Regions from separate parts of the Mus musculus genome. Here region 1 is linked to region 2. The links are chromatin loops, found by intact Hi-C in ENCODE. Cell type or tissue: left cerebral cortex. All regions are shown on one strand. Links, peaks and the distances in the headings refer to the core of each region. The heading gives the core; the rest is flanking DNA. Region 1 has its middle 20 kb from the start of Gm35281. Region 2 has its middle 28 kb from the start of Gm35281.

Region 1 (15,567 bases), core at 3,542-11,541, 47 kb before region 2:
CCTAGCCTCTGGGTCTAGGAACTAAATTCAGGTCATGAAGCTTGGTGACAAGTGCCTTCACCTGCTGAGTGAATTTACTAGGCCTATACTTTGATTCTCAGACAGGCCTTCTCACTGATCTTGGAGTGCACTAGTGGCTAGACTGGCATGTCAGCAAGCCCCTCTTGTCTCTGTCTCCCTGGGGCTGGAATTATAGGTTTCACCACCATGCCTGGCTTTTAAGATGGCTGCTGGAGATCTCAAGTCAAGTGTTCATGCACAACAGATACTTTACTGAGTGAGCTACCTTCCCAGACCCCAAGTCAGCCTTTCTTGGTAACCGTGTGGATAGCCCGATGGAACTTCATCTCTATGCCTGTCTCCCAAGCCGCCACCTCAGTTCTGGAGTCCCCTCAGAGACAACTCAGTTGTTCTGTGTCATGGACACCCATGTTCTAAATGAAGCTTTCTGAAAATAGTCTGTTTGGGACCTGTGGATCTCCCACTAAGTCTTTAACTACATGATCACCCAAACCTATCCAGGATTGGCTCTGAGACCTGGAAGCCCTGAAGAGAGCAGCCCAGCTCGGCCTCTCCTTGGAGCTTCAGAATGATCCGTGCTTGGCAGCGCAGGTGTGTTGGGTCCTGGATGAGCCTTTCCTGCACTCGCTCACCTATCTGAAGGAAGAGGAACCATCTCCTTCATAGAAGCCTCACCCTCTGCCCCGTGCCTGCTTCTTTCATGCCCAGCTTACTCATTCCTAGGCAACAACAATTAGTGATGGCTGTTATGTGTGTCCCTCAGCAGTCACAGGATTTAGACAGTGTTTTGTGCGATGGCTACTTTACGTAGGGTTTTACCATACATCCCTTGGCCTTACTTACTGCTATGGTTTTAGTGAAAACTCCCTTATATATCATGTATTTGAATACTTGGCTCCCAGTTGGTACCATTGGGGGAAGTTACAGAACTTTTAGGATACAGAGTCTTGCTGGAGGAAGTATGTCACTGGAGGTGGTCTTTGAGGTTTTGTTCCCTCCCTCTACTTCCTGCTTGTTCTCCCTGCATCCTGTGTGTGATTGAGATGTGATCACCCAGCTTCCTGCTCCTAGTACTGCTAGTCTTTCCTTGCCATTATTCTGGAACCACAAGCCAAAATATACTCTTCCTTAAGTTGCCTTTGTCCATGGTATTTATTACAATGGTAACTAGTACTCTTACCTTTTTTTTTCCCTATAAAATCCAAATCACAGTGTGACTTCCATTTAGAGTGCAGCAAACAGCTATTGGAGAGAGCTCCTTACCACACACACCCCTGTAAAGGAATTTGCCATCTACAGAGGAGGAAAATTGAAGCTAAGAAAGTATTTCCTCTGCTATATATGTGCCAGGGACCATAGACTAGCCCATATATGCTCTTTGGTTGGTGGCTTAGTCTCTGGGAACTCCCAGGGGTCTGGATTAGTTGATACTGCTGGATTTTCTTTGCAGTTGCCATCTCCTTCAGCTACTTCAACCATTCCCCTTACTTAGTGGATAGGAGAGAGGTGTGGGAGAGCCCCTCTCTCAGAGGCAAAGGGGGATGCGTCAAGAACTCTTGAAGGGGGAACTAGTGCTGGGAACTAGAAGGGGGAATTCTGGGAAGGGGGGCAACATTTGGAGTGTAAGTAAATAAAACAATTAAAAAACCAAGTATCTCCTCTGAGGGAGTGAACTGAGACAGTGGTCACATTAGAACCCACGTCTGCTCACAGAGAGAGGGAGTACACCTTGGTCCTCACTTTAAATAGTGACTGCCAGCCTCCTCGGTAAAGATGTCCTAGGTTCCAGTCAGAACAGGGTTATCTGGAGTCTTAGGCAGAAAAGGAGAAACTGGCAAACCTTCAGGGAAGATCTGAGTCAAACTAATGGACATCTCAGAGGAACAAGAATAAGTCAGTCTAACAGTATTCTAGGGTGAAGTCAGTGACATTTTAATCCCATCTTCTTAGAGATCAACTGACATCATTTTAAAAGGAGTCACTCAATTTATTGCACAGCATCAAAGGAATGATTTAACTGTTATTTAATTAATCCAACAAATAGTAAGCATTTCCATGGACAGAATATAAAGTCCACAAACCATAGAAGGACCAGAAGATTCTGGTAGGAGACACACTGGACAGAGATGGGGAAGGAGAAAGAGGAGGCAGATGAGGTGAAGGATATAGGACCATGATATTTTCAATCAATAACAACTGCTGCAAAGACACTTGCACGAGGTCAGGGATGGTGATTCCCCCAGAAGTTCTTTTATTGTTGAGAATAGTTTTCGCCATCCTGGGTATTTGTTATTCCAAACGAATTTGAGGAATGCTATTTCTAACTCTATGAAGAATTGAGTTGGAATTTTGATGGGGATTGCATTTGAATCTGTAGATTGCTTTTGGCAAGATGGACATTTTTACTATATTAATCCTGCCAATCCATGAGCATGAGAGATCTTTCCATCTTCTGAGATCTTTGATTTCTTTCTTCAGAGACTTTAAGTTCTTGTCATTCAGATCTTTCACTTATTTGGTTAGAGTCATACCAAGATATTTTACATTGTTTGTGAATATTGTCAAAGTGTATTACAGAGCAATAGTGATTTAAAAAAGTGCCTGGTATTGGTACAGTGACAAGCAGGTAGATCAATGGAATAGAATTGAAGACCCAGAAACTAACCCACACACCTATGGCCACTTGATCTTTGACAAGGGAGCTAAAACCATCCAGTGGAAAAAAGACAGCATTTTCAACAACTGGTGCTGGCACAACTGGAGGTCAGCATGTAGAAGAATGCAAATCAATCCATTCTTATCTCCTTGCACAAAGCTCGAGTCCAAGTGGATCGAGGACCTCCACATATAACCAGATACGCTGCAACTTATAAAGGAGAAAGTGGGGAAGAGCCTTGAAAACATGGGCACAGGGGAAAAGTTGCTGAACAGAATATCAGTGGCTTATGTGCTAAGACCCAGATTTGACAAATGTGACCTCATAAAATTACAAAGTTTCTGTAAGGCAAAGGACACTGTCAATAGGACAAAATGGCAACCAACATATTAGGAAAAGATCTTTACCAATCTCAGATCTGATAGAGGGCTAATATCCAATATATATAAAGAACTCAAGAAGTTAGACTCCAGAGAATCAAATAACCCTATTAAAAATGGGGTACAGAGCTAAACAAACAATTCTCAACTGAGGAAACTTGAATGGCCGAGAAGCACCTAAAGATATGTTCAACATCCTTAGTCATTAGGGAAATGCAAATCAAAACAACCCTGAGATTCCACATCACACCAGTCAGAATGGCTAAGATCAAAATCTCAGGTGACAGCAGATACTGGTGAGGATGTGGAGAAAGTGGAACACTCCTCCATTGTTGGTGGGATTGCAAGCTGGTACAGCCACTCTGGGAATCAGTCTGGCAGTTCCTCAGAAAATTGGACATAGTACTACCTGAGGATCCACTAATAACACTCCTGGGCGTATACCCAGAAGATGCTCCAACATTTAATAAGGACACATGTTCCACTATGTTCATAGCAGCCTTATTTATAATAGAATCTGGAAAGAATCCAGATGTCCTTCAATAGAGGAATGGATTCAGAAAATGTGGTACATTTACACGATGGAGTACTACTCAGCTATTAAAAACAATGAATTTATGAAATTCTTAGGCAAATGGATGGAACTAGAAAATATCATCCTGAGTGAGCTAACCCAATCACAAAAGAACACACATGGTATGCACTCACTGATAAGTGGATATTAACCCAGAAGCTCGGAATACCCAGATTCAATTCACAGACCACATGAAACTCAAGAAGAAGGAAGACCAAAGTGTGGATACTTTGATCCTTCTTAGAAGGAGGAACAAAATACCCATGGAAGGAGTTACAGAGACAAAGTGTGGAGCAGAGACTGAAGGAAAGACTATCCAGAGACTATCCTACCTAGGGATCCGTCCCATATACAGTCATCAAACCCAGATACTATTGTGGATGCCAACAAGTGCATGCTGAAAGGAGCCTGATATAGCTGTTCCCTGAGAGGCTCTGCCAGAGAATGACAAATACAGAGGTGGATGCTCACAGCCAACCATTGGACTGAGCATGGGGTCCCCAATAGGGGTCCCCAAGGGAGAAGTTACAAAAAGAACTGAAGGAGTTGAAGGGGTTTTCAACCCCATAGAAAGAACAGTATTAACCAACCCGACCTGCCAGAGCTCCCAGTGACTAAACCACCAACCAGGGATTACACATGGAGGGACCTATGGCTCCAGCCACATATGTAGCAGAGGATAGCCTTGTCGGGCATCAGTAGGAAGAGAGGCCCTTGGTTCTGTGAAGGCTTGATACCCCAGTATAGGGGAATTCAAGGGTGGGGAGGCAGAAGATGGTGATGGGAGAACACCCTCATAAAAGCAGCGGGAGGAGGGATGGAATAGAGGGCTTCTGTGGGAGTGGAACTGGAAAAGGGGACAACGTTTGAAATGTAAATAAAGAAAATATCCAATAAAAAAGATTTTAAAAAGTCAAAAAAAAAATTGGATAACAACAACAAAAAAGACACTTGCATGAGGCTTTGGTATAATGATGATTAAATACCAGAGAAAAGTGACTTAAAGCAGGATTGGACTTATGGCTTCAGTGTGCACATGATGATCTGTCCATCATGATGAGGACATGGTATAGCAGAGTGAATGTTATCCTGCTGAATAGGGATCAGAGGTAAAGGAAAAGCACCAGGGTAAAATAGAATCCCCAGGAAAATACCCTCAGCAACCTACATCCTGCCTCGAGCCACTTCCTGACAGTGCCACCCTCTTATGAATCCATTAAGAGATCAAACCATGAATCAATTGGCCAATTAATTAATCATTCACTAATCCCTTCAGTGCCCTTACATTCTAGTTGTCTCTGGAAACACTGTCACAGACAGACCTGGAAGTGTGCTGTACAAATCTTCTAGAAGATCCTTAACCCAATCAAGATGATACAATTAACCTTCATACCACGGTGATTGCAGGATGGGCAAACTGCTGATCATAGGCAGATTTTCCTAGGAAGGGAACAGAGGAACTGAGATCTTAAAACCATGTGAATCGTTGGTTCAGGCCAAGGGAAATCTCCATACAGAAAAGAGTTCATCAGATGTGGCTTGGGCTTCATCATGGCAGGGACACAGAAGCTGCTGGGCCCAACAACTACCAGCAGGAAATGGGCTCAGGAAGCCAGAGCGGACAGTTTATATGAGATGCAGGATGCCTTTGGGGACTGTCTTGTATCTATAGTGCTGATAGGAAATCAGAGAGCTAGAAGTGGGGGGTGGGATGGAGGGAAGAGAACTCACGCATGACTCTCAGGTTTTTTTTAAACAAAATTCATCCATTGTCTTTGTTGTCATGTTGTTAGGAAAAGGAAGTTTTGGGGGTACCTTGCTGTGGAGACCTTAAGTTGATCTCAGGCCACTAACTCTATGTAGTGTTCTCAGTCTCTGGGTATATTTTAGGGAAAGGATCCAACCCTTCATCTGTTTCTTGGAACAGAAAACCTCCCCCTCGCCACCTCCCAGCAGTGGAAAGGCTGAGTCGGACAGAAGCCAAACTCTCCTCACCCCAACTCATCCTGAAAACAGAGGAACAGAGCCTCCAAAAGTCCCTTGCAGAAGGTCATACAGGGTTGATTCTTGGCAGGTCCCTAAGTTTCCTGGCTCCCCAGCCTCTGTCTAATGGCTAAGCCCACTTGAGACATAGCAAGTGGATGGTTGGACAGAAATTGATCCCACTCCTCATGAACAGCCTACTTAGAGGTTGCTTCTCTGATGTGGTGACCCAAACACTTAATGTGGTCTCTGGTGCCCTCTCAGGCCAGCCTGATGGAAATTTAAGTAGGTCTATTTCTCAGAAAGATTCCCCCAAATTTGAATTTATGAGATGCGAGGGCTACCCAGGTGTGTCTGGGACCAAAACAAGGCAGCAGTGAGGTATGTGTGTTGCTCTATTTTGGGGTGTAAAATCACTAAGGTTTTGTGCCCGTGGGAGGGTGGCAAGCTGCTTTCGGAAGCATGGCCTTAAATATTTTCTCAGCAAGCAGTGAACCATAGTCAGTTAAATGGAATCCTTAACAGAAATCTCTGCCACCGCCACAGTCACGCCTCAATGTAGTCTTAAAAGAGGGAGCGAGAGTCTTAGAGTAAGCCCAGATGCAATTGGCATGTGTCTCTCAATCTGGCTTTCTGTGCTTTAGGTACAATTTTGTGGATCAGACTGTGAAGGTCCGCCAAGGAAACATAAGAAAGAAAAGTTCCTAAAAAAGGCTGGAGTTAGGATGACAAACCCTAATGAGAAAAGTAGTGACGACCTCTCAAAGATGTTTATATGAAATGGAAAAAAAACAAAACACCAAAAACATATTGTGGTCTTTTACATAGTCTGGCAAGCAAATGCATATGATGGATGCAGTTGAGGCAGTGAACTAAGCTGGTTTTTTTTTTTTTTTTTCCATCCACCCTCCTTGAGGAATTGCTACCTGCCTCACGGATCTGAAGCCAGCCTCAGTGGTTCGGCAAGCCTCCAGCCACAGCTGAACTGGGCGTGGGACTGCTAAGACAGCTTTGTCTCCCAAGCAGACTTTCCCTACCACGATTTGCATGTGTCCTTGTCTATACAGGGGCAGGTCATTTATCTCATGGAGGCCTCTGTGGAAAGGAACATGTGTTATTTGGGAAATGTTATCACAGGCGATCATGAATCACATTATCAAGTTGGTTGGCTAACTGAGTGTTTGGCAGAGAACTGAGGGAATGAGCTGTTGCCACGGTTATGTTTTGATGAGTTAAGGAAGGGAAGAGCCACTCTGAGTTGGAGGCTTGCTTAGAGAGAAGCTCCTGGAACCAGTTGCACGAAGGGGACTGTTTGGGGTGTTGGAAGCCAAGCTAGTTTCCTGTCTGGACCCACCAAACACTGTCAAGGAGACTCTGCAAACAGTGGCATGTTCTTTGAAAGGACACAAAAATCTTGGGGTCATCAGATTTGCTCAAAGCATAGGCCTGGTATTCCCAGCCCTGAGGACCATAGACAAGGGTCTTTTAAAAATGCAAGTCAAGGGTCTGTGGTTGGTGAAGGAATTGGAATTCTCCCCGAAATGAAGCTATTTCCTCCTAGGGAGCGATAATTATCTTCGCTGTGGGCCTTGAAGGGAAGCTGCTCGCTCTTCACGACTCCATCTTTGGCATAGTGTACTATAATGCTTAACCCTGACCCTTAACTTCACTGATCTAAGAAATACCCAAAAGAAAAGTGAAGTATGCCAGGCAGTGGTGGCACACGCCTTTAACTTGGGAAGCACTTGGGAAGCAGAGGCAGGTAGATTTCTGAGTTCGAGGCCAGTCTAGTCTACAGAGTGAGTTCTAGGACATCCTGGGCTACACAGAGAAACCCTGTCTCAAAAAAAAACAAAAACAAACAAACAAACAAACAAACAAAACAAAAACAAAAAACATAAAACAAAAAACAAACAAAAAAACCCAAAACAAAACAAAAAAATAGAAAAGTGAAGTACACCCCTGGGTGTGTCTGTGAGGTATTTCCAGTCAATTAGATCTTTTTCTTTCTTTCTTATTTTTTTATTAGATGTTTTCTTCATTTACATTTCAAATGCTATTCCCAAAGACCCCTATACCCTCCCCCTGCCCTGCTCCCCAATCCACCCACTCCTGCTTCCTCACCCTTGCATTCTCCTGTACTGGGGCATATAATCTTCGAAAGACCTAGGGCCTCTCCTTCCATTGATGGCCGACTAGGCCATCCTCTACTACACATGCAACTAGAATTAGACCTTTAAGGCTTCAATCTGATGATTGGGCTAATCTTTTTGGAGGATTCCTGATATGATGATAGGGTGGTTGACAATGGTAGGAGTAGAGCCTTATTGGAGGGAGTGGGTCACCAAGGGGATTGTGTGTCAGCATGTCCTGCTGAGCCATATCTTGCCTGTGTCCTGGTTATCATGATGTACCTATTCTGCCTTAACCTTCCTTGCCATGCTTGCCTGAGATCTCTGAAACCAAGAGCCAAAATAAATCCTCCCTTATGTCATTTCTGTCAGACTGGAGTAATAGAATAACCGATATACCCACTAAGCCTTTGAAAGCATAATGTTGTTTTTTTTTTAATTTTGAAAATTCCATACATTCATACAGTGTGTTTTGATCATACTCACCCATTCCATGTCTCTTCCAATCCTTCAATCCCACCCCCTATCCTCCTAAGTTTGTGTTCTACTTTTTTTTTTTTAAAGCTATACCAATGAGTCACATACTCATGAGTGTGGAGCTAGCCACTGAATTGTTATGGACTAAAGATCACATCCCTAAAGAAAACTGACTCTCCCCCTCTCGGAAGTCATCAACTCCTTAGCTAGGGGTGGAAACTCAGGGGATTTTCCTGCCCTCTGTGCTGAATATGGATTGATCTTACGAAGGTCTTGTGCATGTGGCCATAGCCACTGTGACTTTATGTGTGTAATGCTCCTATCATGTCTAGAATCCTTGCTCTCTGGCTCATACAATCTTTCTGCTCTGTCTTCTGCAATGATAACTGAGTCTTGACAGGGAAGTAGTGTGTGTGTGTGTGTGTGTGTGTGTGTGTGTGTGTGTGTGTGTGTGTGTTATATAGATGCCCCACTTGTGGCTGAGCATGCTACAGACACTTGTTCTCCTTGCCTTGACCAGTTGATGCTCACCAAGCGTTAGCAGGTGCTGTGATATCTGAATCTGTAAAGTGCATTCTGGGAGTGAAATACTTGCATGGAAGATACATCACCTCTACACAGAGACATCACCTCTCACATTCAGAGTTTATATGGATTGCTATTGATTTATTTTTTAGGTAAATTTGGCACCCTAAACACAAACAGCTAGGAAAATATACTCTTGGGACCTTAACTCAGGTTACGAACATTTTAGGAAAACCTGAGGGTGCTGCTGTTGTAATGGGAAATACTGGAAATGAATGGGAATTTAAGGTTCATTGGGAGTTCTGAATAGGCAGATAAGCAACTGAGAGCTCAGAGGATTGGACTACTTACCAAATCTAATGAAAGATGGAGCTTGAAGTCTGTTGATAATGCCCATGTCATTTTTTTCCCCAGTCTATGGCTGGTATGAACAAGGCTTGACAAGTTGGTCCAGTTGGCGGGTGTGGTGGGTTTCTGGTATCTGGGGAAGGAGAGCGCTTCTTTCCTCCCCTTTGAAATACTCAACACAATCCGCAGTGCACTATATGAGGAAGGAGGCCCCTCCTTTCCCATTTTTCTGTCCAAGAAGGGGGTACAATCAGCTCATTTCATAGGACCTAGCTGCTTCCAACTCTGCTTTTCTGAACCAAGTGGAGCCTCTGAGCAGCTCTGGTGTGTTAGACGTGAATTGGGAGTTTTCTTTTTATTGTCAGAGGCTGGCCAGGTGGCCACAAATCTGTTTCCTTTTCCCAGGCACACATCTCAATTGACTCCCCCCCACCCCCCGTGTCTGTGCAGGACCACATGACTACATCCTCACCACCAAACACAGAGACAGACTGATGTGTCACTTGAAAGCCAAGGCAGCTGCAAGCAGTTACATGGTGTCCAACTCACTTTTCCCCTCCCATGGCAGCTTTGGAGACTGCGATGCAGATAGCAGCCTTCCAGAATGGAAGAAACATTGATTCCTGAGTCAGTGCTGGTTGGTGGAGTGCAGCCAAGGGAGGTACCCAACCGGAACCTCTCAACAACAGACTTTGCAGGGATGAAAAATGCAACTTACCATTCAGCCGTGCAGAGTTGGTTTTGCTTATCATAGAAGCTACTATTAATTACCTTAACCGGTGTAACCAACAGGTGCTCACTCCCCTTCCTGAGCACTCCTGTCTGAGCACTCTTGTCAGGTTTGTGCTAGGGAGGATGTGTAAGTAATATGAGTCTTGCTGACAGGAGCATTACACACGTCCCTGTCATAGAGACACACGTCCCTGCCGTTGAGATTGGCTTAGCATGAACATGTAGCACAAATAGTGTCTTTGAGGAAGGCTTTACATTTTATTTTCTTTATTGGTTTTTATTTTTAGATTTCTAAATACTTTTTTGTTTTTCTTTTTTAGCTTTTTATTGATCCGTTGTGAATTTCATACCATGTGTTTCATTCTCGCTCATCTCTCCATCCCTCTGAACCCTCCGCCTTTGCAGCTTCCCCTCCACAAGAAAATAAAGTGATAATAAAAACAAACCCCAAACTTTGAAGTGTCTTGTTCTGGAAGCTGTAGTGTGTTGCAGTATGTCCCACAGTATACCCTTTTGCTCACACATCTTCACTTGCAAATATTCATTGCAATGAGTTGTTGGTGTTTCAAGGCTTCTGCTACACAATCTATACTGAATCCCCACTGGGACTCCTCTTGGATATCTTGTTGTCCTGTGTCATGGAGAACCTGTAGCTTTGGATCTGCGGGACTGGGCCCTTCATGTTCTCTAGCAGATCGTATCATAGATGGGGTAGATGCTGGGGTGGATCAACTCAAAAGCTCTGGATCTGGACCTGGCAGATAGCTGAGTTGGTCAGCCTGCAAGCCCTCCTGTATCCACCCACGCCAGCGTGAGCTCTCCAGTACTGTGCAAGCTAGCTCACCCAAGCCACAGCCATCAAGGGTCATAGTCATCTCTTCTCTCTCATGCCCTTGGGGCCAGATCACTCATGCCTTCACTACCAGGGCCAACTCTATGGTGTTGCTCAGGTGAGGTGAAGGATGCTCTTCTAAGTGCTGCACTCTGCAGCCAGCTCTCCTTCCAACTGCCACAAGTGGCAAGTGGTGAGGGGTGGGGACAAGGGTATCTCTCTCTTGCGGATATCACCCCATGACAGACAAGGGGCAGGGCCAGCTCTCCTACACTCACATGCTCAGGGCCAGCTCTCCAGTGCCTCCACCACTACGGGCAGCTTTACTGTGCTGCCCAGGTGAGGTACAGGGCCCGATCCTCCACTCTCCTGACCTTGAGGCCAGCTCTTCTGCCTGCTGCAGGTAGCAAGGGGCAAAGGGGGTGATATTTTATTTAGAGTGCATGTGCACATGCAAATTCACACATGTGCCATAGTGCGAGAATAGGGTTCAGAGGACAATTTATGGGAGTTGGTTCTTTTCTACCATGCGGGTGCCAGGCATCAAACCCAGATTGTCAGGCTTGGCAGCAGGTGTATCTACTGTACTATCTCACTAGCCTCTGAAGGGTTTCGGTTTTCTGATGGACTTGAAGCTGATTAAGCATGCAAGTGTTGAGGACCGTCACACGGGGAAGTTATGCTTGACAAGGGCCTCGGACGATAGCAGAGTTGAGAGATAGTTATGGAAATACTTGCTGGTACTGTGTAGGCTGACTCTTACTGGAAGCCAGACCTGCCCGAGGGTGTTTCCATCACAGAAGACAACAGTCCTCTCCTTTCTTTGATTAAGTCATTCTGGGTCAGGCTTGTCACTTGTCAAAGAGTATTGACTCCTATATGCAACAAAGATAAAGATAAAAGATAGATGGAATGAAGACATAGCAGACGGGCCTGCAGCTTCAGTAGTGCACTCAGGGTCTCAGGCTCTTCTAGTAGGTGATCACTACTTTTTCTGAGTCATCAATCTTTATCCACCCAGTTTCAGAACCAGTGAATGGAAGGGTGGCCACAGAAGCCAGAATCATGAAGAGTGGACTATGGACTCAGCCAAGCTCCAAGCACAGTTGGTGGGAGGTCTGGAGGTCACAGCATAACCTGAACTAGAGCTCTTGTGTTATTTTCTGTGGGACACTCGAAAATGGAACCTATGTGAGCAAGCAACTATAGATCAAATTTGCACAATGGGTGTATATCACAATACAGGACACAAACGGCCGCGGTGCTTGTGAATAATCTGACGGAGTTCTTTGATAGCCAGCTGCGGTTGAGCCTGAATCCTGCCTGAACCCCGAGGCTTGATTATCATTGCTGGAATGATTGTACCACACCAATTGGGCTTGCTTTAAAAGGTTTAATAATGGTGAGAGGAGGTTTTTAAGATTTTGATAAAGACAGAAAGTAACATGCATGTCTCATTATCATATTTTCAGTGTTGAGGTTTCTTCGGTCATACATGTTGGAATTCATTACTCAGCCAAGTTCAGAATGGAGGGAAGGGCAAAGCTGTGTGATGTAAGACTGGACACTACAGTTGGTTGGAAAATAAAACAGTAATAGTCCCATAAAACTGAGCAGTCTGGAAGATCTGACATGTAAGATGAAGTTCCCAGGACCATTTCTACCTCTCCCTCATTGTCTTGCTTAGGATTTCATTACTGCGAAGAAACACCATGGGCATAGCAACTCTTACAAAGGAAAACAGTTTATTGGTGCTGGCTTACAGTTTCAGAGGTTCAGTCCATTATCATCATGATGGGAAGCATGGCAGCATGCAGGCAGACATGGTCCTGGAAGTGTCTATATCCTGGTCTGAAGGCAGCCAGGAGGAAGCTCTCTTTTTATACTGGACAGAGTTTAGCATAGAAACCTCTAATCCTACCCACACAGTGACATACTTTCTCTAACAAGGCCAATTCTCCTTCAGTAAGGCCACAGCTAATAGAGCTATTTCCCATGGGCCAAGCATATTCAAACCACCACACTCACAGAACAGAATTTTCATCTTTATGGTTTGCTATGGCCTGGCTACCTGACTTCTCTTCTACAGCAAGACAGGTGGAAAATTCTAGGTTTTCTATGCTTCCACACCATTGACATGTGTTCTCAGGGCTGAGAGAGCCTTTTTCCCTAAATTTCTCAGAGGAAGAGTAGTCTGCAGAAAGACTTGATGGTGCTTCATGGTATCTGTGTCACTGGCCTGTTCTAGCAGCCCGGGCCAGCTTTGTACCTCACTATAGCACATGACCAGGCACAGAGATGAGCAGTTTCCCAAGCAACAAGGAGAAATCTGTCCAGGGAAAAGGCAGTAGGTGACAAATTTCTTCTCTGGAAGAGAACTGTTTTCACTGAAATGACACTGAGAGTCATGGCAAATCATTGCTTCAAAAAGGCATTTGCTTAAGTTTGATAGATGCATTAACATGGTCTCCCAAGGATATCAAAAACTGGTAATAAAAATAATCACTAGATAAAAGCTCAAGAAAGAAAGGTCACTGCTCAGAGCAGTGCTGGCCTCAGTACTCAGTCCACATTCAGTGTTGACATAAACTTTAGTTCTTGCTCTTTGATGGCTCTGTCCAGCTAATTTACTCTGTAAATTCAGAGACTCAAGCCTTTTCAGGCAGCACTTCATTTCCAGACAGGGCCCAGAAAGAAACACAGCCTGTAGAAAGGTTTATGGGGTAGGCCCAAAAGTGGTACATAGCACTTACATTCTGTTGGGCAGAACTCAGGCCAAGTCTACATGCTAACCACCATGGTCCCACGGGACCATGGTCGTGCTGAGAGTTCAGGGAAAAGGCAGAGACCAAAGCAAAACAAAAAGCGAGAGTGAAGACAAGTAAGGAAGTCAGGGAATGAAACTCAGCAAAGGAAATTGCTACCTACATTAAAATCATGCTGGGGAGATGTTTCAGTGGATAAAGGCACTTGCTGCCAAGACTAGTGACCTAAGTTTCACCCTTGGGACTCACTGTGGGAAGAGAGAACTGACTCTTTTAAAGATTGACCTCTGACTTACATACATGCCTCTGCCCCCCAACACAAAGCCAAAAAATAGAATAAATCACAAGGTGTAGGAATATAGCTCACTATAGAATACTTATCCAGTATAGTAGTAACTTGCCAGGCAACTTAAGAAGTGTTTATTTGGCACACCATTTGGCAGTATGGTCCACTGTGGTGTAGACGTGGTATTAAGGGCGGCTTTAGCTGTGGTGGCAAGAGCTCCAGGCAACTCTGCACATTTTGTCTGCAGTCAGGAAGCAGAGTGGGGTGGGTGCCGGTGCTTCCCTCACGTTTCACTCTACTTTTACACGCACTGTGAGTCTTCCTTCCTCAGAGCTCTCTGGAAGTGGCTTCAGACTCTCCCAGAAGTGACTCAAATGATTTCAAATCCACTGGGAATCAAACCAGGGTCCTCTGCAAGCGCAGTCAGTGCTCTAAACCACTGAGCCATCTCTCCGCCCACCACCTTGATTACTTAAAACAAACATTTAAAATATTTTATTGGTGAAACACTTTAAAGTGTGTGTGTGTGTGTGTGTGTGTGTGTGTGTGTGTGTGTATGCCTGCCTGTATGTGTACTCATGTGGAGGTTAGAGGGCTACTTTGGGACATTGATAATTTCTGTCCACTGTCCGTTCCAGGGATTGATTTTTTTTTTAATTTATATTTTTTCAATTAGGTATTTTCTTCATTTACATTTCAAATGCTATCCCCAAAGTCCCCACACCCTCCCCCACCCCACTCCTCTACCCACCCACTCCCACTTCTTGGCCCTGGCGTTCCCCCGTACTGAGGCATATGAAGTTTGCAAGACCAAGAGGCCTCTCTTCCCAATGATGGCCGACTAGGCCATCTTCTGCTACATATGCAGCTAGAGACACGAGCTCCGGGGGTACTGGTTAGTTCATATTGTTGTTCTAGGGATTGATCTTTAAGTTTCCACAGCAAACACCTTTACCTGCTGAGCCATCTTGCCAGCTCCTTAAAAACCTCTTGTTTGTTTGTTTGTTTGTTTGTTTGTTTTACTGTAATAGTTAACTAGCATCATGGGTCAACTTGACACAACCCGGAGTCACCTGGGAAAGGGGAACGGTAATTGAGGAATTACCTAGGTCAGATTGACTGTGACCATGTCTATGAGGGCATTGCATTTTCTTAACTTATACATTGATGTAGGAAGGCCCAGCCCACTGTGGGTAGCACCATTTTAAGACAGTTGAGCAGGGGCTGAATGCAAAAGGCAGCTAGGCAAACCAGTACCAGTGTGTATCTTCATCATTTCCTACCTTGAGTTCCTGCCCTGGCTTCCTCAATGATGGACTTGGAAGCTGAAATAAACCCTCCTGGAATCTTGGTTTGGTCAGTGTTTTATTTTAGCAACAGAGAAACAAAATAGAACAAGTACATTTTATTTATTTGTGTGTGGGGGCCTGGCATGCAGTGTGGGATTAAACTCTGTCCTTAGGCTTGGTGACAGACACTTTAACCTACTGAGCCTTCTCACCACCATTCTTTCTTTTGAAATGATCATTTTGATGACCGATTTACACATGACAAAATACTAGCATCTTTAAGTTACTATTTGGTAGGTTTTGACACTCACATTAAAATTTCAAAGATAAAAATATCTAGAGAATTGGGCGGATACAACCTCCATGCTGCAGAGCGTTGAGGCTTACCTGGAGACTACTATAGAACAGTTTCTCTTGGAGTTTGAGAGCAATGAGAAAAGAGTTTTGCTCAGGTGAGACTCGTGGCTCAGTGAGGACAGATGTGACTTTGGTCTTCAAGTGGCAACCACTCTAAGACAAATAACAGGCTCTGATAAGCCCCTGGATATACTTTGGCATCAACTAGAT
Region 2 (15,567 bases), core at 3,117-11,116:
AGACTCGAGTCTTGAAAGGATTCAAGGCTTAAGAAGCCTGTGTTGTGCCCTTGTCCTGCCCCACTGTGATCTTACTGGGTGATTTTCCTCTTCTGTCTGACACTGCCAGGAGTTGTTAAATACTTTGTATTCAAAATAGGAAACAATAAGTAAGGCAGAGTCAAATCAGGAAGAGAGAAACATGAGAAACAAGAGCAGCAGAGAGTCTTAGGAGGAAGGAAATGGGGAGAAAGAGGGGCGGATCACTTGTTATGTGTGAAGGTTTGAGGGGACAGCATAGAAAGGGGCTGCTTAGTGAGCACTTCCAGGAGCTAGCACTGGGCTATCAGGTAGACCAGCTCTGACTGGTGGAGGTGGGTGTGGCCTTGCTCTCAGGGAGCCTCCTCTTGATGGCCTACAGCAAGGCAGCTTCCCATTACATGTGCTGGGACCTCCAATGCCTCATCTGGCAGTGTGCTAGCCTCTCTTGTTGCAGACATTCTGGAATCTTCTCAGGTCCTCCAGCTTTCAGGTTCCACTCCTGCTCACTGACTTCCTGCCCCATGCCTGGTGTGTGTGTGTGTGTGTGTGTGTGTGTGTGTGTGTGGCCATGTGCATGCACAGAGGCCAGTGGAAGATATCAGTGTCCTCCCATACTGGCTTCCACCTCACTTTTTTGACAGCCAGAAAGTCCCAGAGACACTTTTCTCTCTGCCCCTCTCCTATTGCTGTAGTTTCAGGTATGGGGGAGCATGCCTAGCATTGTCTGTGGACATTGGAGACCCTAACTCAGGTCGCGATGCTTCCTATCAAGTGCTCTTACCTACGAGACTCCTCAGTCCTTAATAGAAATCTTAACTTTAGATTTTTTTTTTGGTTCTACCACATCTTGGTCTTTCTTTCTTAGTACATGTCATTTTTTAATCACATCATCAAAGCCAAACAAAGAATTTCAGCTAAGGAAATAAGCTTTTTTATTTTCTTTTTTCTTTTTGTTTTTTTTCCTAACATACTGAGCATGTCTTGGGAGAATGGGGAACTTTCTTCCAGGAGAAGACTGGAGGACTGGTAATGACATTGCTCTAAATTGTAAACTCAGACGGATGCTGCATTTGAGTCTTTACAGAATTAATCTGTGATTATGGCTTTTCCACAGAAATAGACATTGTGCTTTTGACTTTAGAGGACAATACGGGGAATTCTTTAAACACAGACACTCAAAGGAGGACATATCCGAACTAGGAAATGTAAATAAGGACCTGGGCCCTCACAAGGTCAACTACTTATGGTGCTGATGTCAATGTTGATGGGTGGACATCCGTATCAACTACATGTGTGCCCAATTCAAATGCCATACAGCATCCAGACTCACAAGACTGCATTAGTGTGTATGATGCTCAAGCATGGACCTCAGAGAAGCAACTAAATGAAATGTAGACTCCAGAAGCTTCCATGGTCTGTGAGCAGTCCGCAAAGGGTGAACTACCCAGTGCTCTGCAACTCACTTCATTAAGTGGAGCTGAGAATGGAATTGTGGTGGTTAGCTTTAATTATGAACTTGATGCAATGTACAGTCACCTGGGAAGAGATCTGGAGTCTCTGCATCGGGGTTATTTGTTATGGGAAGACCTAGCCCACGGTGGGCAGCACCATTCCCTAGGCAGGCACTCCTTTTTATTTTATTAGGTATTTTCTTCATTTACATTTCCAGTGCTATCCCAAAAGTCCCTCATACCCTCCCACCCCACTCCCCTACCCACCCACTCCCACTTCTTGACCCTGACGTTCCCCTGTACTGAGGCATAAAAAGTTTGCACGACCAATGGGCCTCTCTTTCCACTGATGGCCGACTAGGCCATCTTCTGATACATATGCAGCTAGAGACATGAGCTCCAGGGGGTACTAGTTAGTTCATATTGTTATTCCACCTTAGGGTTGCAGATCCCTTTAGCTCCTTGGGTACTTTCTCTAGCTCCTCCATTGGGGGCCCTGTGATCTATCCAATAGCTAACTGTGAGCATCCACTTCTGTGTTTGCTAGGCCCCTGCATAGTCTCACAAGAGACAACTATATCAGGGTCCTTTCAGCAAAATCTTGCTAGTGTATTCAATGGTGTCAGCGTTTGGAGGCTGATTATGGGATGGATCCCCGGATATGGCAGTCTCTAGATGGTCTGTCCTTTAATCTCAGCTCCAAACTTTGTCTCTGTAACTCCTTCCATGGGTGTTTTGTTCCCAATTCTAAGAAGGGGCAAAGTGTCCACACTTTGGTCTTTGTTCTTCTTGAGTTTCATGAGTTTCACAAATTGTATCTTATATCTTGGGTATTCTAAGTTTCTGGGCTAATATCCAATTATCAGTGAGTACATATCATGTGAGTTCTTTTGTGATTGGGTTACCTCACTCAGGATGATGCCCTCCAGGTCCATCCATTTGCCTAGGAATTTCATAAATTCATTCTTTTTAATAGCTGAGTACTACTCCATTGTGTAAATGTACCACATTTTCTGTATCCATTCTTCTGTTGAGGGGCATCTGGGTTCTTTCCAGCTTCTGGCTATTATAAATAAGGCTGCTATGAACATAGTGGAGCATGTGTCCTTCTTACCGGTTGGGACATCTTCTGGATATATGCCCAGGAGAGGTATTGCGGGATCCTCCGGTAGTACTATGTCCAATTTTCTGAGGAATAGGCAGGTACTCCTAACCTGTATAAAAGTGGAGAAATCCAAGCAGGTTAAGCACTCTTCCCTGCTATGAACTGTGCATGTGACCTGAGTGGCTGTTTGAAGTTCTTGCCTTAGTGTCCCCACAGTGATGAACTACAAAGTGGTATTCTAACACTTTCTCCCAAAAGTTGCATCTTGTTAAGATAATTTAATACAGAGATATAAATGAAACTAAAAGATAGGTTTAATGCTGGTCCCTGGGTGAGCACAGGATTGCTATGCAGAAAACTGGGCCCAGGCTGGAGAGACCCAGCTGTAACCAGATAGTGAAAGCCAGAGCTCTAGTTTTAAAGAGCGTTGGCAGGTGGGGAAACTGTTCTCCTGACTTTTCAGCCTTTTTTTATTGGAAGCAGGGTCCAGAGGGATTGCCTGGAGCCATTAGGAAGTTCAAATAGTGTCTTGGGTACAATGCCGATACCTCGGCTGGTCAATTTTTCTTCCAGCTTAAATGCACTTGAGAGCCTTGGGGACCGAGTAGGGGACAAAGAAGAAGGAAACATTGAGAGCGACATTAAAAGGGAAAGCCAGGAATACTGTGAGAGATGCCATGATCTTCAAAAGCAAAAGTAATCCTATATCCCAGTTCTCTGGATACTTTCCAGGTGACCCTGGTGGCCCACTTCTAGAGAAGGAGAATCATTACTGCAGCCCAAAGTCTGGGCAATGATAAGTAGTCCCCAGTCTCAGTGGCCTGGAGGGGCTGGTCCTAGAATTTGGTGGCAGGAGGCCCATGATAACCTGTATGCTGGGGGTGGGGTGGGGCTGGCCCTACCCTGAAGTCCCAGTGGCTCCTACTCACAGCCTCACTACTAACAGACTTCTGTTTGCTTCATTTTCAAGTTAATGGCGTTCCTTCTGCTCTGATTGGAGCTCTGGCAAGTGTGCCCCCCTCTCCCCTGAGGGCACTGCCTGGTTCTGTCTCTGTGCTACTTGTCCCTTTTGTCCTCAGAAATGGGATTTGACACCCAACATTGTGGCTCAGAGGAACCCCAAGAACTGGAAAATAGGAGGTGGCTATAGTCAAGACTGCTCCTGGGCAGACAAGAGATCTGGGTACTTAGGGCATAGAATCCCCCAGAAGGCCAGAGGTAGCCTGGATTCCGGCTGGGGCTTGGGCTAGTCTTACACGCATTCACGACCGGCCAGGAAGAACACAGCAAACCAGAATCTTCTGCGGCAAAACTTTATTGCTTACATCTTCAGGAGCCAGAGAGAAAGGGAGCAAGAACAAGAACAAGAAAGCAAGAGAAAGAACAAGAAAGCAAGAAAAAGAATGGCAAAACCCCGTCCCTTTTAAGGAGAATTATCCTCCGCCTAGGACGTATTACTCCCTGATTGGCTGCAGCCCATCGGCCCAGTTGTCATCACGGGAAAGGCAGAACACATGGCGGGAAAACTGCCCCTGCATGTGTGCAGATTATGTTTACCACTTAGAACACAGCTGTCAGCGCCATCTTGTAATGGCAAATGTGAGGGCGGCTTCCCACAGATCCCCCTTTTCTTTTAATAAGAGCAATAGGCCACCCATATTAATGAGAGTGGAGATAGAGGTCAAATCCCCAGTGTGCAGGTAAAGGAGCCATGTACAGGATTAGCTCTTAGGCTCACAGGCTTTTACCCAGAGCAACCCTGACCTGCTCCCGTGTCGTTTTTCCTGGGGAGAAGGACACTTGGACACTCAGCCTTCTTGAAAGATGACATGTCTCCCTAGAATAGGCTCATATGTGCCGCAGAGCCCTTCTACTGCAGTGCTTAGCCGTGCAACTCTCTCGGGCTGCTGAAGCAAACTCACTCTATCCCGTGCAATGAGACTAGCCTCGTGGGGTGCAAGAGCTGAATGGCCAGCGACCTATTGCTTAAGCATAGATATATCAGGGGAAGCACCATGTTCTAGAGCTGCAAGTGCCTGGGCAATAACCACCTTGTCTCTCCTAGTTTGGGCCTTAAGCTTACAGACCAACCAGAGAAGCAACACTAATCCACAGCAAAGTGTATCTCCAAATAATCCCACCCATATCCATTCTTTAAAGAAGGAAAATGCTGAGGAGATCCAATTGGGTAATCCTTTGGTCAGGGACAGGTCCAAGCGCATGGAGTTGACCTGAATGATGGCAAGTCTCAATTCCCGAAGTGTGTTCAAATTCAGCCATCCAATTCTGTAACATATACTGAGAAAGACTTTTTGACAAATTAGCTGCCCTAGTAAATTTCTCATACTGAATGGAAGTAACGCATAATGAGAGGTCCCCCAAGCTCCCGACAAACCCTAAGCCAGTCTTGTAAACCTTTGTTCTTTCTTGGGGCTATGGCCGCTCGGCACTCCTGTGTGGCTTGCTCATAAATGAGCTGTTCTACCAGAGGTGCGGCTTGCTCTGAATCTCCAAAAATACGCTCTGCTGCCTTTGTCATTCTGGCCACAAAATCTGAGAATGACTCCTGAGGTCTCTGGACGATCTTTGTTAGTTGTCCAGTGGCTTCACCTGCTCGGGAGAGTGCCTTCCAGGCCCTAATAGCCTTTTCATCTGATTCAGAACTACTAAGAACTGGCTCCTTGAGCTCATCTAGTGATGAGTATAGGCTCCTTCTCCTAGAAACCTCCGCTGATTGATCTTTTTTCTTTTCTTTTTCCTTCTCCTTCCTTCTAATCTCTCCCCAGGTATTCTTACCTGACCTAAACTTTTCCTCAGGTTCAAGACCCGTGGAAAGGCCTGTATACTTATTTTGTGAACCATATTTCCTCTTTGCTCCTACTCTCTCTCCCCGCTTTACTTCTGATAGATTGCCCTGAATTTCATCCAGAATTTTCAGCCCTGCCTTAACCGCTTGATAACATGTGAAAAGGAACAAAAAGGCTCCTAACACTAGAAAAAGTTCAAGGCCAAACATACCTTGTAAAGCTATTTCCCACTTTACTTCTGATAGACTGTCTTGAATTTCATTAGAAAGTTCAAGGCCAGACTTACCTTGTAAAGCTATTTCCCACTTTACTTCTGATAGACTGTCTTGAATTTCATTAGAAAGTTCAAGGCCAGATGTACCTTGCAAAGCTATACTTACGGGTACCCTGTTCCCCAGCTGAAGAGTTCTGAATTCACGCAGTTGAATCCTTCTCAACAGTCTGTTTTGCGGGAACACTTCATTACCACCGTTCCCCAGCTGAAGAGTTCTGAATCCACGCAGTTGAATCCTTCTCAACAGTCTGTTTTACGGGAACACTTCATTACCATGACCCGCAGTTCTGGTTCCGGAATGAGGGATCTTCCTTGCGCCGGTGTGATGGTAGTTTCCGTCCGGGTTTTCTCGTCCCAGGTCTTCTCGTCCCGGGTCTCAGCACCAACTCTTACACGCGTTCACGAGACCGGCCAGGAAAGACGCAGCAAACCAGAATCTTCTGCGGCAAAAGCTTTATTGCTTACATCTTTAGGAGCAAGAGAGCAAGAGAGCAAGAGTGCAAGAGAGAGAAGCAAGAGCCAGAGCAAGAGAAAGAACAAGAACAAGAAAGCAAGAGAAGAGAGAGAAAAAGAATGGCAAAACCCCGTCCCTTTTAAGGAGAATTATCCTCCGCCTAGGACGTATTACTCCCTGATTGGCTGCAGCCCATCGGCCCAGTTGTCATCACGAGAAAGGCAGAACACATGGCGGGAAAACTGCCCCTGCACGTGTGCAGATTATGTTTACCACTTAGAACACAGGATGTCAGCGCCATCTTGCAACAGCGAATGTGAGGGCGGCTCCCCACATTGAGAAGCAGGAAGGATGGAAAGAAAATTATTTTAATAATATTTTCATCTTCCTCATAGGCATCCTTTGGGTGTGCCTCAACTGCAAGGCAATGGTTCCATGTCTGCATCAAAAGTGGAGGTGATAGAAATGATTATTGTGGGAGGTTCTAGAAAGGTCATGTTTTGAAAGGTCTACCAGAGGTATGGATTTGCCTGCCTCTGGCCTTTTGGGGTGGTCACCTCAAGGTCATGGTGTGAGTTGCTTTGATACTGGACTCCATGGCAATCCTTGAATACAGTTAGTTTATTCAGTTGCTATTGAGTTGCCAACATATAGAGGAACATGGAACTGTCAGTCAAGACAGTCTAAAATCCCTGAACACACAGGCCTGTGTCCTACTGGGGCTGAAGATGATGTCATCCACATAATACAAATGACTCATTCATAGCATTTGTGACCTCAAGAGCAACTGTATGAAGTGGGCAGAGCAATAGAAGTAAATGATGTTAAAGAGAGAAAACTAAGGAAGCCCAGAGAGGTTAGTGACTTGCCCAAGGCCACAGAGTTAGCACAGGAACCAGGGGGGAGTTTATGAGCTCCAATTCTTCATCCACTGCTCATTTTAATAAGTTCCTCCTGTGGGAAAAAAAATGAAGGATTCATTAAGCTACCAAGCTTTCAGAGTGGGGCACTGTGCCTACATTTAGGGGCATTCAATTTGAGTGTGTATTTATAGAGGCGTTAGGCTCCTGCCGTTGTGCTTGGTCCTGGAATAGAAAATAGACTCAGTGCCTGGGAGAACGCCATGGAGGAGAAAGACATTAGTCAGATATTCCATGAATATTACAGTCAGTGAAAACTTACACATTTGCCCATATGTCACACATCCCGAACAAAGAGACCTTAGAGTTTTAATCTAAGCTTGAATATGTTTTCATTCATTGTATGTTGAATACCTGGATGCTAAGCAGAATGATAGTTTCATACTGTGGGTTTTTCTTTTTTTCTAGAAAGGTAACATAGCCCTTCTGCCATAGAGTCTGTTTCTGTATGTTATGAACAACAGAGTAGCAGCCTATGGAAACATTGGGTTGGCATGAATCTGTCTCTTATTTAAGGTACCTATATTTTTAGTGCTCAGAGATGAATACGTAATTCTATAGGGAATGAGTGTACGTTTGCATTGAGACCAACTATACCTGTGTTTTAGATGGATGAACTCGAAACCACATCAGACCTGTTGAATGTATAGCTAGGCATCTCCCTTCCCCTCTTCCTCTCCCTTTCCCCCTCCCCCTCCCTCCCCCCCCCCCTGTGTCCATGATGTGTTGCATGGGTATTTGTGTGTTGCAGGAACAGAAGATAACACCACATGCCTTCCACATTATATTTTTAAACAAGGTCACTCAACTGAACATGGAGCTCTCTGGCTAGGCTGATTGGCCAGCTAGTCCCAGGGATCCTCCTACGTCTGTCTCCCCAGCCCTAGGATTCCAGCCACATCCCACTGTGCCTGGCTTTTTAAGTGGGTGCTGGGGATTGAAACTCTGGTCCTCTCATGCTTGCATGGTAGGTGCTTTACCAACTGAGCCACCTACCCAGCCTGTAACTTTTTTGTTTTGTTTTGTTTTGGTTTGGTTTTGGTTTTTGAGACAGGGTTTCTCTGTGTAGCCCTGGCTGTCCTGGAACTCACTCTGTAGACCAGGCTGGCTTCAAAATCAGAAATCCGCCTGCCTCTGCCTCCCAAGTGCTGGGATTAAAGGTGTGCTCCACCACTGCCCAGCCAGCCTGTAATTTACAGGCTTCCATTTGTGGCCTCAGTTCCTATCGAAGTTTAGGGACAGCCTTGCTCAACACTATCTACTTAAAACCCATTCCTCAGCAAAATCTAGTAGGTCTATTAGGGTGCTGGTGTGGGAGAATTCAACCCTAAAGATTAATTCAACATTGCCTGCCAACTCCTGGACCCATTGCCATGGTGCCCAATTGCCTAGCTGCTGTCTGGATGAACATATATATGCTACTTCAGAGCTGCTGCATAGGCCCCTGAAGTTACAATATGAATGGGCCCATGTGTTGGGGTTGGTCTCGTGCTACTATGTATTCAGATGCTAAATACTGGGCCCCAAGATCCAGTTGCCTGCCCCCCATGAGAAGATCCTCATGTACACCAAGTAGTTACTTGATGTGTAACCTTGTTATGCACCGTGCTATGTAAGCTCACTCCCCAAGTTAACTAGTCACTAAAAAGCCTAGGATTGAGGTGGATGGGGTTTTAGTTACTTGGCTAGGGGTCACGGTAAAGAGGGAGAAGAAGAAAGGAGACCAAGAAAGCCGCCATGAGAGGAGACGGACCATGAGCACATGGCTAGAAGAAACAGCCAGTAACAAGGGCCTTATAACTGGGATGTAAGTTAGAATAGTTCAAAATCTGCCCAATCTAGGCTCAGAACTTATAATAAAATAGCTAGATTGTGTGTTTTTTATATGGTCTAGTTAGGGTATATAATTCCTTCTACATCCCTGGGAGCCATGCTTGGCCAGGCATCCGTTTATTGGTTAGTGTATTAAATACTGCTGTGTACTGAGTTAAGCCACCCTTCAAATGAAAAGGAAAGACATTTTACATTTCAGAGTGCTGGGAGTCAGGAAGTCAGGACCAGTTTAACTGGACTCTTTGCTTTGGAGTCCAAGGCTACAGTCATCTTAGGGCTGGACTGGAAAGCACCGATTACCATGTACATCAAATACATGTAATAATGAGAACGGTGAAGCTTCCAGTGGGATGTTGGCCTGGGCCTTAGTCCTTCACGGGCTATTGGCTAGAGAACACCGCTAGCTCTTTACTATGTAGGCCTTCTGATAGGGCAGCTAGAAATGTGGCACCCGGCTTAATAAGAACAGGTGAGAGACAGCAGAGGAGCAGGCCCTGGCTGGCCTTTTGTAGGTTAGTTTCTGGAGACACACCTCTTCACTTTCACATTTAGTGCCTTAGAGGCAATTCACTAGGTCCAGGCCACATTCAGGGGAGAGGACTTCACTGTACTATGAACACGGTGAGGTAGGGACCACTTCGTTCCAACCAGTTAGCCCACTTGCTCACTTGTCACTCATTCACTCCCGGCAATGAGATGTAGTAGGGAAAGAATGAGTGGTTGTGCATCCTTGATACAGGTTCAACAATGTTAAGAACCTTGCAGCATCACCCCATTCCAGCAGCAAAGCCTTCCCTGGGGGAGGTCCAGAGACTTGGGAAAGCCTTCCATGGATGTAAGGGTGAGTGTTGCCAGAATGTGCAAAAAATGGTCGCTCGGCCTAGGTGTTTTGGTCTGAAGACTGCTCCTACCAAGATGAGCTAAACCTGTCTCCTTTTCAGCTGTATCTAATAGCCCTCTCTCCCTGTTTATCAGTATTCAATAAACCTGCCTCCTTGTTCAGCTATATGCAATAACCCCACCTTCCTGTTTGTATATAACAAATACTCTGCAGGTGTTGTAGCCTCTCTATCAGAGGCCACCCCACCTGGTCCTAGTTTTTCTGACTCTCTGTGTTTACATTTTTCTTCTTTCCCTCTCTACCTTGGTCAAACCAGTCCCTGGTGTCGTGATGGATTAACTTTTAAAAACCTACAACGCTGGTTTATCTCAGAAATTCAGAACAGAATTCCACGTTACTTAGGGGAACGGGGGAAGATTAGAAATTCAAATGAGCACTTATGATGGTTAATCTTCATTTTCAACCTGACTGGGTTTAGAGCCACGTAGGTTTGGGTATGATTGTGGGGGCTTTCCTGAGAGGGTTGACTGGGGATGGGAGACAGACCCAGAGTATGGGCACGTGCCCTCCAAGGACTCGGGAACTGAATGGATTGAAGGAAAGGAGCACGGCCATATCCATCCTGATTCTTGTTCTTCATGAAGATGCTCCTCTATTCAGCCATGTTTGGACCCAGCAATATGGATGCAAGTGACCTGAATCCTATGGAACCTCCTTTGGTGGTTTCTGTCATGTAACTTGGTCACAGCAACATATAACCAAGTAACACAGTCATTGCTACTTTTGTGACATTCCACTCTTTTGAGGGAAATTATCTTACTCGCGTTCTCACGACCGGCCAGGAAAGAACACAACAAACCAGAATCTTCTGCGGCAAAACTTTATTGCTTACATCTTCGGGAGTCAGGAGCGCAAAACCCCCAGCCCCAAAAGCGAAAGCCCCCTTCTAAACATCTTTAGGAGCCAGAGCGCCAGCGCGCAGAGCGCAAAAGCGCAAGCAAGAGCTCTATTGTTTACATCTTTAGGAGCAAGCAAGCAGGCGCCAGAGCCAGAGAGAGAATGGCGGAAACCCCGTCCCCTTTAAGGAGGAGTTATCCTTCGCTTAGGACGCATCACTCCCTGATTGGCTGCAGCCCATGGCCGAGCTGACGTCACGGGAAAGGCAGAGTACAAGTAGTGGTAAAATACCCTTGGCACATGCGCAGATTATTTGTTTACCACTTAGAACACAGGATGTCAGCGCCATCTTGTGACGGCGAATGTGGGGGCGGCTCCCAACATCTCCCCCTTTTCTTTTAATAAGAGCAATAGGCCACCCATATTAATGAGAGTGGAGATAGAGGTCAAATCCCCAGTGTGTAGGTAAAGGAGCCGTACACATAACCTCCTCCCAGGCTCATCACCCAGAGGGGTCCTGGTCTGGTCCCGTGTTGTTTTTCCTGGGGGAAGGACACTTGAACACTCAACCTTCTTGAAAGATGACATGTCTCCCTAGAATAGGCTCATTTTATGCCGCAGAGCCCTTCTATTGCAGTGCTTAGCCGTGCAACTCTCTCGGGCTGCTGAAGCACACTCACTCTATCCCGTGCAATGAGACTAGCCTCATGGGATATAAGAGCTGAGTGGCCAGCGACCTATTGCCTAAGCATAGATATATCAGGGGAAGCTCCATGTTCTAGTCCTGCAAGCGCCTGGGCAATAACCACCTTGTCTCTCCTAGTTTGGGCCTTAAGCTTACAGACCAATCAAAGAAGCAACACTAATCCACAGCAAAGTGTATCTCCAAATAATATCAATCCCACCCATTCTTTAAAGAAGGGAAATGCTGAGGAGATCCAATTGGGTAATCCTTTGGTCAGGGACAGGTCCAAGCGCGTGGAGTTGACCTGAAGTCTCAATTCCCGAAGGATCTGTTCAAATTCAGCCGTCCGATTCTGTAACATATACTGAAAAAGACTTTTTGACAAATTAGCTGCCCTAGTAAAATTCTCATACTGAATGGAAGTAACACACAATCCCGGAAACTTTTGTTTACACCCCAGCTGAGCTATTTGCCATAATACATCTAGTTGTTTCTGGACAAGATCTATGAGTTGATTAACCAGCATGAGACCACCCTGTATCATGACATTAGCTGAGGCCTGTTTATCTATGACTGTAGTCACTGAGGCTGACAAAGTGTTAATGGTGTCAGTCGTCTGGACCTGTCCAGACAGAGCCAAGGCTGTCTGAATCAAGGCTAAACCCAGTTCCTAGTTAGTGGTAAAAAAGCAGAATACTTGAGCATTATACATCACCGTCATTGGGAGTGGAAATGTCGACATTATCCCCCAACGCTGCTCTCTCTTTATTATTGACGCCCTGGACATCACCAAGACGAGGGACATCAGTATTCCCTTGGTCAGTCTGGATTTTTCGGGTGAGTCTTTCTGGTATCCAAAATGGGTTGTCTTCATTCTGTGGGAAAACACAGATAGCTCCCCTGGATCTTATCAAAATAGGATCCGGGCCATACCATTTATTATCAAGGACATTTTTTCATTTAACCATCTCATTGGGCCTATCTGGCTCTGAACAATGACGTTCAGCCGCAGTATGGCCATGAACATCAATATTTAAAAAATTGAGTGTAAAGAGTGCCATAGACACACACTCTTGGTACTCGGGGTAGAGTCTCCTCAATTCCCCTCTTCTGTTTTATAAGATAGGCTTTGAGGGTGCGATGCGCACGCTCAACAATACCCTGTCCTTGAGGGTTGTATGGAAGTCCAGTCAGGTGGGTCACGTCCATCTGACGGCAGAACTGCTGGAATTTTTGAGACGTATAAGCTGGTCCATTATCAGTCTTAAGGAGTTTGGGTTTCCCCCAAGCACTCCATGCCTCAAGACAATGTTGAATCACATGTGAGGCCTTTTTCTCCGGTTAATGGAGAAGCAAACATGATGCCAGAACATGTGTCAATGGACACATGGAGATATTGAAGTTTTCCAAAGGAAGAAACATGTGTAACATCCATTTGCCAGACCTGTAGAGGTCGAATACCGCGTGGGTTAATTCCCACATGAGGAACTGGCAAGAACTCACAGCAGCTTTGACATTGAGTAACAATGTCACGGGCTTCTTTTCTTGTCAAGGAGAAACGACTGCGTAATGTTTCAGCCGTCACATGAAAATTGTTATGAAAATTTCTTGCAGCCTCTACCGGGGATGATAGGGCAGCAGCCACCACTTTAGTGGCCTTATCTGCCAAATCATTTCCCAGAGCCATGGGGCCAGGTAGGCCTGAATGGGCTCTAACATGAGTAATATAAACAGGAAATCTTCTAGATAACAAAACTAATTGTATCTGCTGAAAAATATTGGCAACTCTACTGGAAGGCTTAATCACTCCAGCCACTTCTAAAAGATTTACTGCATTAACCACATAACAGGAATCTGACACAATATTAAGGGGTTCTAAAAAGGTTTTTAAAACTTCTAAAACCACTAAACATTCTACCACTTGAGGTGAATTTTCATTATATTGTTTGGATACCACTTTACCATTAGCCACATAGGCACCTATGCCAGTTTTTGATCCATCAGTATATACCACAATCCCATTTTTAAGTGGGTTTCTTACTGTTATTTGTGGAAACACAACAGATTGATTTTGGGCAAACTGTAAAATTGGATGTTTTGGATAATGGTTATCTATTTGTCCTGAAAAGGAGGTAACTAAAACTGCCCAATCATTAGATGTGGCTGCCAAGGTTTGAACCTGTGCAGCGGTATAAGGTACAATTAAAAGATATGGACTTCGCCCAAAGTGGGTGATTGCTGCTTTTAGGCCTTTAAGGGCAAGCTGTGCAATTGCATCAGGATACCAATCTATTATTTTAGCTGGGGATACGTTTGGATGGATCCACAACAATGGCTCATTCTGCCACAAAACTGCGGTTGGCAATTGTGCTGTCTTAAAGACACACAAACTGAAAGGCTGCGAATCCTCAATACGTTGTAATTGTGCATTCTGTAAGGCTTTTTCCACCTTTTGTAAGGCCTGGTTAGCAGCTAGAGTAAGAGCCCTAGGGGAGGAGATATGAGGATCTCCTTCTAAAATACCAAACAAAGGCCTTAACTCAGCGGAAGGAATCTTTAAAAAAGGTCTGAGCCAATTAATATCTCCCAACAGCTTTTGAAAATCATTTAAGGTATGGAGGTGATCTCTTTTTATCTAAACATGTAAATATTGATTTTTCTCAAAGGAGGAAATATGTGTGACATCCATTTGTCAGACCTGTAATGGCCTGACGCCACGAGGGTTTACCCCTACGTGAGTAGATAAAATTTGACAACAATCTAAAGGCATTATTAAGTAATCAGAATCATTTTTAGTAGAACCAATCCCTCTTGCAGCTCTAGGAATACCAGAGGAAGAAAAAACAGCCATGTAGGCTTGGCAAAATTATTAGTTGAGCTATTTTGTCCCCTTGTGATATAGAAAAGACAACTTGAGGACAAGAACAGAGAACCTGAAGTTCCCCTTTATAATCCTGATCTACAACTCCAGGGTGGACAATAAGACCTTGTAGGCTGCAAGAGCCTGTCTCTGTCATTATTGTCCAGTGGCTTCACCTGCTCGGGAGAGCGCCTTCCAGGCCCTAATAGCCTTTTCATCTGATTTAGAACTATTAAGAACTGGCTCCTTGAACTCATCTAGTGATGAGTATAGGCTCCTTCTCCTAGAAGCCTCCGCTGATTGATCTTTTTTCTTTTCTTTTTCCTTCTCCTTCCTTCTAATCTCTCCCCAGGTATTCTTACCTGACCTAAACTTTTCCTCGGGTTCAAGACCCGTGGAAAGGCCTGTATACTTATTTTGTGTACCATATTTTCTCTTTGCTCCTACTCTCTCTCCCCGCTTTACTTCTGATAGATTGTCCTGAATTTCATCTAGAATCCGCCCTGCCTTAACCACTTTATAACATGTGAAAAGGAACAAAAGGGCTCCTAACACTAGAAAAAATTTAAGGCCAAACATACCTTGTAAAGCCATTTCCCACTTTACTTCTGATAGACTGTCTTGACTTTCCTTAGAAAGTTCAAGACCAGACTTACCTTGTAAAGCTATTTTCCACTTTACTTCTGATAGACTGTCTTGAATTTCGTTAGAAAGTTCAAGGCCAGACTTACCTTGTAAAGCTATACTTACGGGTTACCGCCGTTCCCCAGCTGAAAAGTTCTGAATTCACGCAGTTGAATCCTTCTCAACAGTCTGTTTTACGAGAACACTTCATTACCGTGACCCGCAGTTCTGGTTCTGGAATGAGGGATCTTCCTTGCGCCGGTGATGGTAGTTTTCTTGTATTTTTTCGTCCCGGGTTTCAGCACCAATTCTTACTCGCGTTCTCACGACCGGCCAGGAAAGAACACAACAAACCAGAATCTTCTGCGGCAAAACTTTATTGCTTACATCTTCGGGAGTCAGGAGCGCAAAACCCCCAGCCCCAAAAGCGAAAGCCCCCTTCTAAACATCTTTAGGAGCCAGAGCGCCAGCGCGCAGAGCGCAAAAGCGCAAGCAAGAGCTCTATTGTTTACATCTTTAGGAGCAAGCAAGCAGGCGCCAGAGCCAGAGAGAGAATGGCGGAAACCCCGTCCCCTTTAAGGAGGAGTTATCCTTCGCTTAGGACGCATCACTCCCTGATTGGCTGCAGCCCATGGCCGAGCTGACGTCACGGGAAAGGCAGAGTACAAGTAGTGGTAAAATACCCTTGGCACATGCGCAGATTATTTGTTTACCACTTAGAACACAGGATGTCAGCGCCATCTTGTGACGGCGAATGTGGGGGCGGCTCCCAACAAAATTACATAAATTTCATTT

What was found. Hi-C counts contacts between places; a loop is a spot of excess contacts. Peaks named below come from ENCODE experiments on the same cell type or tissue, not always from the same donor. Only the 100,000 strongest peaks of a DNase experiment are listed, where the experiment ranks them.
Region 1: it touches region 2 in a loop (2.9-fold over the local background); 2 of 42 quality-filtered maps call a loop at or near these places.

What each region holds. Positions count from the first base shown.
Region 1 is chr14:29,808,995-29,824,561 of GRCm38, reverse strand. No RefSeq gene overlaps it. Among named protein-coding and RNA genes, the nearest start is that of Gm35281, 20 kb to the right of the region's middle. In left cerebral cortex, for the core only: no CTCF peak of the experiment used is centred there; DNase peaks (open chromatin) are centred at 5,588, 6,103, 6,733 and 9,712; H3K27ac peaks cover 1,418 bases.
Region 2 is chr14:29,761,317-29,776,883 of GRCm38, reverse strand. No RefSeq gene overlaps it. Among named protein-coding and RNA genes, the nearest start is that of Gm35281, 28 kb to the left of the region's middle. In left cerebral cortex, for the core only: no CTCF peak of the experiment used is centred there; a DNase peak (open chromatin) is centred at 7,212.